2 separate regions of the Homo sapiens genome follow, and region 1 is linked to region 2. Evidence: read pairs that join two places in POLR2A ChIA-PET (ENCODE). Cell type or tissue: B cell. All regions are shown on one strand. Each heading gives the region's core, and the rest is flanking DNA. Links, peaks and the distances in the headings are about the cores only.

Region 1 (6,580 bases), core at 1,562-5,561, 160 kb before region 2:
CTGTACTTCTAATTCTAGCTTTCTTGCTATTTTTACCACATCTGCAATTTCTTCCTCCACTGAAGTCTTGAACCCTTCAAGGTTATCCATGAGGTTTGGAATATATTTCTTCCAAACTCCTGTTAATGTTGATATTTTGACTTCCTCTCATGAATCACAAGTGTTCTTAATGGCATCTAGAATAATATATCTTTTCCAGAAGGTTTTAAACTTACTTTGCCAAGATATATTAAAGGACTCACAATCTATGGCAGCTATAACCTTAAGAAATGTATTTATTAAGTAATAAGACTTAAAAGTCAAAATTGCTGCTTGATTCATGGGCTGTAGAATGGATGTTGTGTTAGCAGGCATGAAAACAACATTAATCTTCTTGTACATCTTGACATCTAGTTGACATCTAGTCAGCTCTTGGGTGCCTAAATGCATTGTTAATGAGCAGTAATATTTTGAAAGGAATCTTTTTTACTGAGCAGTAGATCTCAACGGTGGGCTTAAAGATTCTGTAAACCATGCTGTGAACAGATGTGATATTCTCCAGTCTTTGTTCTTCCATTTCTAGAGCACAAGCAAAGTAGATTTAGCATAACTCCTAAGGGCCCTGGGATTTCCAGAATAGTAAATGAACATTGGCTTCAACATAAAGTTACGAGCTGCATTAGCCCCTAACAAGAGGGTCAGCCTGTCCTTTGAAGCTTTGAAACCAGGCATTGACTTCTCCTTTCTGGCCATGAAAGTCCTATATGGCATCTTCTTCCAATAGAAGGCTGTTTTATTTACATTGAAAATCTATTGTTTACCTGTATCAAAACATCTTATGTACTCCATAAATACATACACCTACTATGTACAAAAATTTAAAATAAAAAAATTTACAAAAAGAAAATCTATTCTTTAGTGTAGCCACCTTCATCCATGATCTTAGCTAAATCTTCTGAATAACTTGCTGCAGCTCCTACATCAGCACTTGCTTCTTCACCTTGCACTTTTATGTTATGGAGATGGCTATTTTCCTTAAACCTCATGAATCAACCTCAGCTAGCTTCCAGCTTTTCTTCTGCAGCTTCCTTACCTTTCTCAGGTTTCACTGAATTGAAAAGAGTTATAGCCTTATCTGGATTAGGCTTTGGCTTAAGAGAATTTTGAGACTGATTTGGTGTTCTATTCAGACCACTAAAATTTTCTCCATATCAACAATAAGCCTGTTTTGCTTTCTTGTCATTTGTGTTCCCTGGAGTAGCACTTTTCATTTTCTCCAAGAATGTTTTCTTTGCATTCACAACTTGACTAACTTTGGTGCAAGAAACTTAGCTTTAGGCCTATCTAATCTTTCCACATGCCTTCCTCATGAAGCTTAATCATTTCTGTCTTTTGATGGAAAGTGAGAGATGTGTGACTCTTCCTTTAGAGGCCATTGTAGGGTTATTAATAGGCCTAATTTCAATTTTATTGTGTCTCAGAGAATATGGAGGCCCAAAGAGAGGGAGAGAGATTGGGGAACAGACAGTCTGTGGAGCAGTCAGAACACACACCACATTGATGGATTAAGCTCACCCACCATCTTATACAGGCCTGGTTCATGGCACCCAAAAACAGTTACAACAGTAACATCAAAGATCACTGATCACAGACCATTAACAGATATAATAATGAAAAAGTTTGAAATATTGCAAGAATTATTAAAATGTGATACAGAGACACTCAGTGAACAAATGGCACTGATAGACGTGCTCAACCCAGGGTTGTCACAAACCATCAATTTGTTAAAAAATTCAGTATCTGCAAAATGCAATAATATAAGGCACAATAAAATGAGGTGTTCCTGTGGTTGTGTAGTTGATATTTAGTGTGTCAACTTGACTGAACCATAGAGTGCCCAGGTATTTGGTTAAACATTATTTCTGGGTGTGGCTCTGAGGGTGTTTCTAGATAAGATTGAATCAGTATACTGATTAAAGCAAATTGTCCTCCCCATTGTTGGTAGACATCATCCAATCTGTTGAAGGTCTGCATAAAGTATAAGACTAAGTAAGAAAGACTCTCCCTGCCTAACTGTCTTCAAGTGGAGACATGGATCTTCTCTTGCCTTCAGATTGGAAATCAGACTGGAACTTGTACTTTCAGCCCTCTTGGTTCTCAGGCCTTCAAGCTCAGACTTACAACTATATCATCAGCTCTCCTGGGTCTGGACTTCTCAGCTTCCATAATCTTGTGAGCCAATTCTTTGTAATACAGATGCTAATATACATAAATTATTTTTTAACATATGTCACCCCATTGGTTCTGTTTCTCTGGAGAACACTGAGAATATAATAGTGGAGATTTCCTCAGACTTTTGCATGAGTTCTTTATTATTATTACTGTAAATGTATTTTCCAGACAGTTGTAAAATCTTTGATCTTATTAATTTTTGAGTTTGACTTTGTAAGTTAAATATTTGTATGTAGTTACCTACATTTCTGAAGACTTCATCTTAGCATCTGTGGAGCTGAGCGAAGCAATTCTGGCACTTTTCTAATGACTTCTCTAGTTCATCATCCTGTATTTAACTTGTAAAAGAGAGTTTTTCCAATGATCTGCCCTCTGATTATTTTTTCTTTTCGCAAATTTTATCACACATAACATATATAAAGAAATGAGTCATAAGTGTTCACAAATTTAAAGTCAGCACACCTGCATCACAAACACCCAGATAAAGAAATTAAGAAGGAAAAATAAAAACAGAATCCCAGAAGTCCCCTTGAGCCTGCCCTCAGGGTTACCACTCTTCTGACCTGTAACAGTCTAGATAACATGGCCTGGTTTTGAATTTCATATAAATATAATCATACAACCATGTAGTCTTTTGAGTTTGACCTCTGCTGCTCAACATTATGCTTGTGAGATCCAGCCGTGCTGCTTGTAGCTTTGGCCTAGTAATTGTCATTGTTGTAGAGTATTCCCTTGAATGAATTAACCACAATTCATTGATCCATTTACCTTTGATGCACTCTGGGTTTTGATTCCGTTTTTGATGGTTGTAAATAGTGCTGACATGAACATTCACATAAATGTCTTTTGTGAATGTATGTGCCCATTGTTGCTGGATGACTGTCTAGGAGTGGAATTGCTAGGTTGCAAGACACTTCCGCTTTTTATCTCTTCTTTTAATATATTTTCCTTCATAGGTTTCCTCAATTATGAGGTTATCCTATAAACATGAGTAACTTTAATTTTATATTCCCACCTCTCTGCTGTCTTAAGCACCAGCAAAATTATACGTTAGTTATAAAGAAAAACATTGCTCAGGACTCCAAGTCCTTGGCTTTCATCCCTCCATGGCCTGCCACCCTGCTGCATCCTCCAGGCAAGGGAACACGACTTCCAGCTACAAGTTTGAACTCAGACACCTATCTGGTCTCTTTCTTACCTGTGTTGCCTGGCCACATATGAAATATAAAGATTAATTTTCTCCATGTAGTTAAAGGCCTGGGTGGTGGGAGGAAGGAAGGGCAGAGTAAGCGTCCGCTCTTTCTGGAAGTTTCCATCCTAGTTCCTCTCTGGGTTTCTAAGGTGTAGGAAGGGTTTAAAGATAGAATGGAGTGCCACCATAGCAGGACAAGTCCTAACACCCGCCTGCCTTACCACACCAGCTGCAGGAGAAAACAGTTCTAACAGGGAGACAATTTAAAGAGGAAACGGTCCCTACATGCAGAAGAGAGAGCACTAACCACTCCACTCCTCCCTTGTGCCCTCACCCCAAATGTCGTGATGTGCGTGTGATTTTGACCACTGGGGCTCCTCCTTGGGTAGAGGGAGGAGAGTGTGCACCACTAGCCCATGGTTCCCGGTGTGTCAGGGCTTATCTGGGACCTCAAACTTAGCATATCTAAAACCAAACCCTTATCTTTTCCCCAAACCAAATCCCCTTTCAGACTTCTCAGTTTCTGTCAGCTGTAACATCACAATCATATTCATCGAAACCTTACAAACCATTTCAGATTATTTTCCTTTAATCAGTCAACAAATATTTTTGATTCTTCTTCAGAACTATTCATCTTTAAAGTGACTTTTGTGTCCCCTTGGGATCATCTTTTGTTACCTCCCAACTGGATTATTGCCAAAGCTTTCTGGGACTGTCTCACTGACTCTGCCCATCACCCCATCTGGCTTTGCTGCCATCTTGATATTAAGCTTTCTAAAAGGGTGACTTCCTAACGTTATTCATCTTACTAAAAACCTCTAAGGCCTCCATCAGAGGAACAAGAACTACTGTGAAGTAATGGACATTGAACTGACAATGAGCAACTAGAATTTATATAACGAAATAACTTTTTTTGAAAAAAGTATAGTCAGGTTACTGTTGAATAATGAAGTCTAGAAGAATCAAGACTAGGAAGACCTAAATTTAACCCACTTTATTTATTTATAATTTTTATTTATTTATTTATTGAGATGGAGTCTCGTTCTGTCACCCAGGCTGGAGTGCAGTGGTGCCATGTTGGCTCACTACAACCTCTGCCTCCCAGGTTCAAGCGATTCTCGTGCCTCAGCCTCTGGAGTAGCGGGGACTACCACCGTGCACTACCAAACCAGCTATTTTTTTGTATTTTTTAGTAGAGATGGGGTTTTGCCATGTTGGCCAGGCTGGTCTTGAACTCCTAGCCTCAAGTGATCCCCTCGCTTTGGCCTCCCAAAGTGCTGGGATTACAGGTGTGAGCCACCACGCCCAGCCCCAAGATAGTTCTTTAAACTGGAGAATCAGTCAGTGCTTTTGGGTAGCCACCGCACCTGACCTGATTTAACCCATTTTAGAACTCAAGTGTATGAAACACTTTAGAAAACAGTTTCAGCTGGGCATGGTGGTTCACGCCTGTAATCCCAGCACTTTGGTAGGCTAAGGCAGGCAGATCACCTGAGGTCAGGAGTTCAAGACCAGCATGACCAACATGGCAAAACCCTGTCACTACTACTAATACAAAAATTATTAGCTGAGCATGGTGGCATGCACCTGTAATCCTACCTACTCAGGAGGTTGAAACACGCAAATTGCTTGAACCTGGGCAGTAGAGGTTGCAGTGAGCAGAGATGGCACCACTGCACTCCAGCCTTGGCAATGAAGTGAGACTCCACATCAAAAAGAAAAGAAAAAAGAAAACAGTTTCAATTGGAACAGAAATCCCAACTGCAGATTGCTTTGAAGTGAGTGAAGAAGAGCCATCTTTTGGGCAGCTAGAATGCAGGCCTGAGGAGGACACTAGACAATTAGTTTTGAATAATGCACAAAAATAAGCATTTTCCTTCATGGAAGCCAAAAATGCATAGTCTATTACTACCCCTCTTCAACTAGCACATGAACCTTAGCAGCTGATAAAATTTATCTATGCTTAAAATAGGTAATCCCTTTTCTGTCCCTACCATGTATGTCCAAAGCTGACCCCGGTAATCAATCCACTCCCTCCTGGTCAGCCTCTATGTGGTCAAGGTCTCCCGCTTGGTACATTGCTCCTTCTCCATTCCTGTTCCACATTCCATCATAGACACAAGCATATACGTGAGATGCCACTAGGAATTCTGAAAGGAATGAGAAAGTATACCTGGCCTGACTAACCCCTCCTTTCTCCCGTCCATCTTTTTACAAACATTTGGTATCTACTATGTGCTGAACACATTACCATGCATTTTTTCAAAGGTGAAAGTAAATATTATATAGTTTTTATCTTCACAGTACTTACTCTGTATGTTATGGTTGAACTCTCTCCCTCACTCCCCTCTCTCTCTCTCTCTCTGTTTCTCTCATGCATTCATACATGAATGCATACAAGACTATAATATTGGGATTAAATACGAATTGCATATTGTCTCCATTTCTATTGTGCCTTGTATTATAGGGTCAAGTAAGTGTTAGAATGATTTGAATCTACTGGGCCTCATTGGCCTTAGCCTTCTGCAAGTAGAGCCTTCCTCCCAGGGAATTCAGACAGCTTGGGAACCCCAAGCAAGATAGAAGTGGAGAGAGACTAGAACAACAAATAGAAGTGCCAGAGGAGGCAAACAGAAAATCTGGTCCCCTTTTGCATACATTTTCTATATCGAACCAATGTTTTAACAGCAGAATGCTCCAAAGGGCATAGATTGGTGGTGTGGCCTCCATTTCTCCTGAAGGCTTTGTTCTTCCAGACTACTCAGTCTGTTGTTAATCCTCCTGCAGACAGTAAATGGTCCAGGTAAGGGCTTCATTCGTGGCTGCTTTTAAGAGATACTGAATGAGAGAGTCCTTGGGAGGTCAACAATTAAATCTAGATACATGAAGATGACAGAATAGGACAATAAATATTTGGGAGCTTGCTAATTTGTGAAAGTGTCCTGCTCAGTTCCATTTGGGCTTCCTGAGAAATGTCTAGACCACAGCTGGACACCACATGGGCCCAGAGTTTGATTTCCTTGAACAGAATTTCAACTGTAATACAGGCAAATAAGCAACTATGAGGACTCCTCGGAGGATACTTCCCATCCTCCATCTCTGAATGCTAGGAACACAAAAGCCAGAGGTTGGAGGAAAGTAGAAAGTAGAGATTTTATTTTATTTTATTTTATTTAT
Region 2 (6,580 bases), core at 1,945-5,944:
AAAGATGTGTTTGAATTAAAGAGAAAGAGGAAAACCCTGGTATGTGTGAAGGTTCTGGGAGAGACAGGCTAATGGGGTGCTTGATAATCTGATTGGAAAGAAGCCTGCAGAAGCTGCATTGCAGAGGAAGAACATCATCAGAGAGGGAGGTGGAAGGCCTGCAGTCACACAAGGGGAGCCATATTCTGGATGAGAAAGGGCATTAGACATATTTTAATCCAAGCCAGTGAATCCACCCTCTAAACTCCAGACAACACCAGCAACTTTGGGATCATGAAATGTCTACTGGCTTTAACATCAACAGACCTGAATTTGCCTCTGAGTTACTTTGCCCTGGTCACCTGCACTGACCACAGCCCTCAGAGGCTGGCATGGTCTCTCTCTAAGGTGTGGAGGATAATACTGATTGCTTAGATTTGCAGCGAGGCTTGATGGAATAATGTCTGTGGAAGTGCCATCATTGTGGAAACAGAGCTTTCATGAGGTTGAGATTGCTTGAACATGTTCCTTATAAGTGAGCTCCTTCTGTTTTCAGATTTTTCTAACACTAGGTAGGTGGGAGTTTCATTAAATGTAGGAGAAAATGGGAAATCATAGTAGAATCTGGGAAGATGCACAACTTGATCCAGATGACTTCCCACCTTTGAGGACAGAATTGGGAGTGGGGGTGGGGGCCAGGGAAGACATTGCAAATAGAGGTCATTGCTGCAGTCCCGTGATTAGGGCATGCATGTGTAAATATTCACACATCATACAATCTCTATGTGATGCACTGACACGTTCTCTGTGTCAACATGGATGGAGCACAAGGCAGGTCTTATAATATTTACTCCAAGATGTAGGTGCTATTATCCACATTTCACAGCTGAAGGAAATGGGTCTGTGGAGTAGCTTGTTCAAAAGCATATATCTTGTATGGTATTAGATGGTCAAAGCCCTGTGTGAGTATAAGCTTATACCTGTGACATGAAAAATACAGGAAAGCGTCTATTGCTTTACTGCTGTTAATAATTATCAGTGTGATTTTAAATGTCTTTTGGAACAAAGGTTGGTAAAAATTAAGGAAATGGCATTGCCTCCTCCCACCGGATGTTTTTGTCCAGGCATCCTTTCCTTACCACACTCTGTAGATCCACTCTTCACACCTGCCTAACTCAAAGGCCTATCCCTGTCTCTTGTAAGTGCTCTCCACATTTCACGACCTCTTTCTTTTGTCTTTCTTTTTGAGATGGAGTCTCACTCTGTCACCCAGGCTGGAGTGCAGTGGCACGATCTCCGCTCACCACAACCTCTGCCTCCTGGGTTCAAGAGATTCTCCTGCTTCAGCCTCCTGAGTAGCTGGGATTAGGGGCACAGCCACCACGCTTGAATAATGTTTGCATTTTTTGTAGAGATGGGGTTTCGCCATGTTAACCAGGCTGGTCTCAAACTCCTGACCTCAGGTGATCTGCCTACCTCGCCCTCCCAAAGTGCTGGGATTACAGGCGTGAGCCACCGCGCTTGGCCTCCCACCTCTTATTCATACCAGCCAGCTTCTCCCCTCCTTCATGGAAATTTCCATATTGAAACCTCTCCCTCATCCTGGCTATCATGCTCTGTAGGATACCCCAGCAATCTTCCTAGTATCAATTACTCCCTGCCCAGTTCTTCATTGTTCCTCTATAGCCCCCGTCACTTCCATTTGCTGTTTTAGTTGCTCACACATACCCTTGGGTTGTAGACCTCTGGAGGGCTAAAGTATCATTTTATTGACATAATGGTATGTTGCAAAGGGTTCTCGGATAGGGAGGCAGGCAACCAGAGTTCCTTTTAGGGCTTGGGCATGAGCTTGAGGGAACTGTGCAGATCCAGCTAAGTTCTCAAGGCCTCACTTGCCTTCCCTTTAAAATGTATGGTTTGGCCTAGATTTTCCTATACATCCTCAGAATAATCAATAATACCATGTGGATATTTCTTTTCTTTCCTTTTTAAAATTTTTGAAACAGGGTCTCACTCTGTCGCCCAGCCTAGAGTGCAGTGGCGTGATCATGGCTCATTGCTGCCTCAACCTCCTGGGCTCAAGCTATCTTCCTGTCTTAACCTCTTGAGTAGCTGGGACCACAAACACAGGCCAACACACCTGGCTATTTTTTTTTTTTTTTTTTTTTTTTTTTTTTAGAGACAGGGGTCTCACTTTGTTGCCCAGGCTGGTCTTGAACTCCTGGGCCTCAAGTGATCTCCCACCTTGGCTTCTGAAAGTGCTGGGATTACAGGTGTGAGCAACTGTGCTCAGCTAGGATGCAGATATTTCCATCCTGTACACGTGAGCTTTGAATAACTCTGTAAACCCCAAAGATCAGCCAAGGGTTTCCAGGTATTGTTGCTTGGGTGATGGGAAAGTGATGCAAATGAGAAAAAATGCATAATCATCATTTAAGCTACCATAATTGTCTTCCTACAAGTCTACTTCTTTACAGTGCAGAAAGGCTTGCCATTGTTTTAGGTCCATTATCTTCTCTGCCTGCCGAAATACTCCTCACACCTGGTCACTTTTACAAATATCCCATCTTTTCCGGAAGCAGCTGCAGTGTCTCTCTCCACCACTCCCCAGCATGGTTTGTTCCTACCTTCAGGTAATTATTGTGTTGGTCATATAGATGCATCTATTGCCTTCCAACCGGACTTACAGGTAGGGATTGTTGCCTTTTAACTCCCCCAGTGCTTTTGACTTGATCAGCACTCGATAATAAGTCAATTGATAAATGGATGATGTGATTATTTAAATTTTTCAGGTTATGGGTGCTGTTGGGTCTCCTCTTGGTCCTTTTCCATTCCTGTCTTCTCCTTACTGCTGCAATACCTTTTATCAAAGAGCGATGGATTTTTGAGAGATGGTAATAAATGGGAGGATCTGTAAAAGGAAAGTCAATTGATTTTCTACTATAGTTCCTTTGGGTGGTGTGTGGATGTGATTTGATAAGACCCTGAGATCACGGGATACTGAGATCACGGGATACTGTGCAGACTCGAATTGTGCTGCCCATTTAGCACTTAAAATCTAAGTGGGCCAGACTCATGGCAGTGTGGGCTCCTGAACTGGATTTCAGAACAGAAAAAAAGGATATTAGTGGATAAACTGGTGAAATTCGAATAAAATACCACTGCTAATGTCTTAGTTTTGACAAATGTACCATGGTTATGCAATGTTTTACCTTTAGGGGAAACTGGGTGAAGGGTACATGGAAATGTTATGTATTATTTTTGCAACTATTCTATAAATCTAAAATTATTCCAAAAGACAAAGGTTATTTTTAAAAAAGTGGGTGGGCCAGAGTGAAAATTTTCAGTTTGGCTAGCAGACTCTTGCTGCGTGAATATTCTCACATCTAGTTATATCCCAACAATTTGTAGAATAGGTTGAAAAAGAGAACTGCAGGGAAGTTTAAAAACTCTCCTGTAAAAGATTCATGAAAAGGCAGTAGAAAAAAAATAAAAGCAAAACAAACAAAAAACAAGACTGTGGGCAGCTGGTGGGGGAGGCCTAATATTAAAGGTGGGAAGCCAAGTGGCTGCTCAAAAGGTGGGTCAGTGCAGTGACCCTGGGCTCAAAATCAGGATACTGGCTACTTGTTTTAGCCCCAAGAACTTGAGCACATCACTTTGCCTGCATTTGCCCATCTTTGAAATGGTCTCACTGAGACTCACAAATAAAGATATATAAAATAAAATAATTCCTTACAAAAATCAAGTTTTCCTATTCTCCAAAATTTTGTCATTTTTTGCTCAAGAACAAAAGAGTTCCTCACTCGTGGGCTGGTTATGGTCAAAAACCTCAAAACAGCAAGTCTGATTCTGCATGAGCATTTTCACTTTGCACTTGGCAAGTTTCAGCTTCCTCTTAGAAGAATGTTCATGCCAATGCTAAAGCCATTTGACTTCTAAATATAGTGTAACAGATGTTAATAGGAACAGTATTATTTTCTGTTACACAAAGGGTCTTTCTTTAAAAGCCAGACACCAGCCCAGTTCTGGTTAGGCTCAACCATTTCAATCAAGGTAAATAGGATTGTTTTTTTCCTTTCCCAAGTATTGAAGATTTTGGTATCTTACACCAGATTTTCTTAACTTGACCCATGAACAAGTATCCATGCCTAGATGCTAGAGAGATTTGTCAAGGCCAGGCACCGTGGCTCATACCTATAATCCCAGCACTTTGGGAGGCCAAGTTGGGAGGGTCACTGGAGTTCAGGAGTTCAAGACTAGCTCAGGCAGAAGAGCAAGACCCTGTCTATAGGAAAAATTTAAAAAAATTCGCTGGGCATGGTGGCACATGCTTGTAGTCCCAGCTACTCAGGAGGCTGAGACAGGAGGATCATTGAGCCCAGGAGGCTGAAGCTGCATTGGTAAGATTGTAGCCACTGCACTTCAGCCTGGTTGACAGATGGAGAACCTGTCTCTTAAAAAAAATAAAAAAGTTGAATGTGACGTTTCATACATATATCCTTTTCCCCCCCTCTATGGAGTGGTTTCATTCATCTTCCAAGTGTCCAAAACTCAAAAATGGCAAGAAACACTTGTGCATACACACCACTCCATAGCAAAAAGCCTAAACTATAATTGTTATATTTAGGTACAGATTCAGTAATCTTAATATCTAACACTCCAAACAAATACCCAGATACTGGCTGCCTGGTTGATTTCACTTTTTGACCCCACAACACCCAGCAACTCTGAGGGCTGCACCTCAATGCACATTGGCTTTTAACTATTGCTTTCTCATAGCTGTGACACTGTCTTCCTTTCCTGAAAACATGTGGATTTTCACTTGAGGCACTTTTGTTCATCAAACCTTATCGATTTAAATGATCTCTCAAGAATACCAAAGTGACTCTGGCTCTTCTTGCCCTTCTAGTCCTTTAAAGACTGGCCATGTTTCTTTATAACACAGGCTGTGACCAGTGAGAATGTGGACTTGTAAACCATTTGAATGAGAATGCCTTATGGAACAAGAGATCTTCTGGCTGGCAGAGCATGAAGCGTCCCAAGTGCAATTTAAATGTGCGATCCTGGTGTGATTTGAATATATGCAGCACACTAGTTCCTTCTGTTGATTTCAATGTCTCCCTTAAAGGGGCTTACACATGAAATTTCTTGGGCTGTTCCTCAAGAGAAAGGTGCTCTACAGATGAAGCCCAGAGTATAAATTTCACTTGGTTTCAGATGAATGGACCGAATTATGAGGCTAAAAATGATTCCCTATTTCAGCCCCTTTGGATACTCCTCCCTTCTTCATTTCTAAAATTACTGTGATCTTAACTTCTGGATAATACTTTAGGTTCTCCAGCAATTTAACTTCCCTTTGAAAATGAACCAAAATGTAAGATTAATGTACCTTTTAATGTGGTCCTCTAAAAGAGAACAATGTTAATAGACACTACACAAGATACTGTAGGGGTGCACAGGCACATTCCCCCCCACCCCTTTTCAGTAGTAGTTATATGATCAAATATAATACTAAAAGACTAAATGCTTGTGGCTCTTTTATATATATTTAAAACACACAGTAAGAACATAAGAACATCTCAAATCATTTAGAAGGTAAAAGGGGGTTATCAACCAAAATCTTTGGAAATTTCATAAAATTTAAATATCTGCAAACAGTCCAACCAAAAACGAAAAAAAAAAAAATCCCAACATTTGGCTATGGAGGGCACTTCACATGTGAACCAAATGGCGTTATAACATTTTCCTTCAACTAGTCACTAAACCCAATTAGAAAGAATACAAGAGCAATATTGGAGACATCCCCAAATACCACGTACTTGATTAGAACATTCTGTTATGAAGCGCTCAGCTACCGCGGGCTTTCCTTTACATTGCATACATTACTTTACATTTCTACAGTGCAATGTTGAAATAGCCTCCAAATTTTGCAAAGTAGATTGATGTCCATTCTACAAAAATATTAACTTACAGTACATAACACTGAATAATTTTAATCTGTACATTTTTTTCCTTCCATGATAGTTGACACACGTCAGTTTGTACAAGTTAGAAAAAAACATCTGGTTGTTTACATCTGGATTAATAGTCAACAGAGGCAACCAGAAGTGGTGGGGCGGATGTAGTTTGAGAAAGTATAAATACAGTGTTAATATTAACTGTAGTTAACAATATTCAGCTTTTAACAAAGTGATACAAAATAAATCATCTTAGATTTTTGACTGAAAAGATCTGAGAATGTTCTGCCAAACAGCCGACCAACTGGTGCAAAAGGTTAAGGCTGACTTGACTTAGCAACCTGCAGCACAACCGAAAACACTGGTGCAGTTCAGAGCTCTTCAAATGCATAGCTTCAGTGTTACACACACATTAATTATATTCCTTCAATTAGTTAATCCTCTAGACAGTTTTCTTTTTGTTTTGCATGCATCCCGTTCCATTTTCATTAAGGGCATCTCTTCCTTGATCAATCATGTGCTTTGCTTTTCAATTTGTTTTTGTGATTTTTTTTGTATGTTTTGTTTGTTAAGCTGTCAATACCTCCAACACTTGGAAAATGAAATATAGATGCGTTTTACTTACAGAAGAGAATCATAGC

Evidence for each region. Peaks named below come from ENCODE experiments on the same cell type or tissue, not always from the same donor. Only the 100,000 strongest peaks of a DNase experiment are listed, where the experiment ranks them.
Region 1: POLR2A ChIA-PET joins it to region 2 with 5 read pairs; 1 of 35 experiments calls an interaction of 5 or more read pairs at or near these places.

The regions. Positions count from the first base shown.
Region 1 is chr18:55,061,204-55,067,783 of GRCh38, forward strand. No RefSeq gene overlaps it. Among named protein-coding and RNA genes, the nearest start is that of LINC03035, 21 kb to the right of the region's middle. In B cell, for the core only: no CTCF peak of the experiment used is centred there; a DNase peak (open chromatin) is centred at 3,768.
Region 2 is chr18:55,216,828-55,223,407 of GRCh38, forward strand. TCF4 (transcription factor 4) reads right to left here. Exons shown (of 20, transcript NM_001083962.2): 20 at 5,358-6,580. Among named protein-coding and RNA genes, the nearest start is that of LINC01929, 96 kb to the left of the region's middle. In B cell, for the core only: no CTCF peak of the experiment used is centred there; a DNase peak (open chromatin) is centred at 3,894; H3K4me3 peaks cover 814 bases; H3K27ac peaks cover 2,152 bases.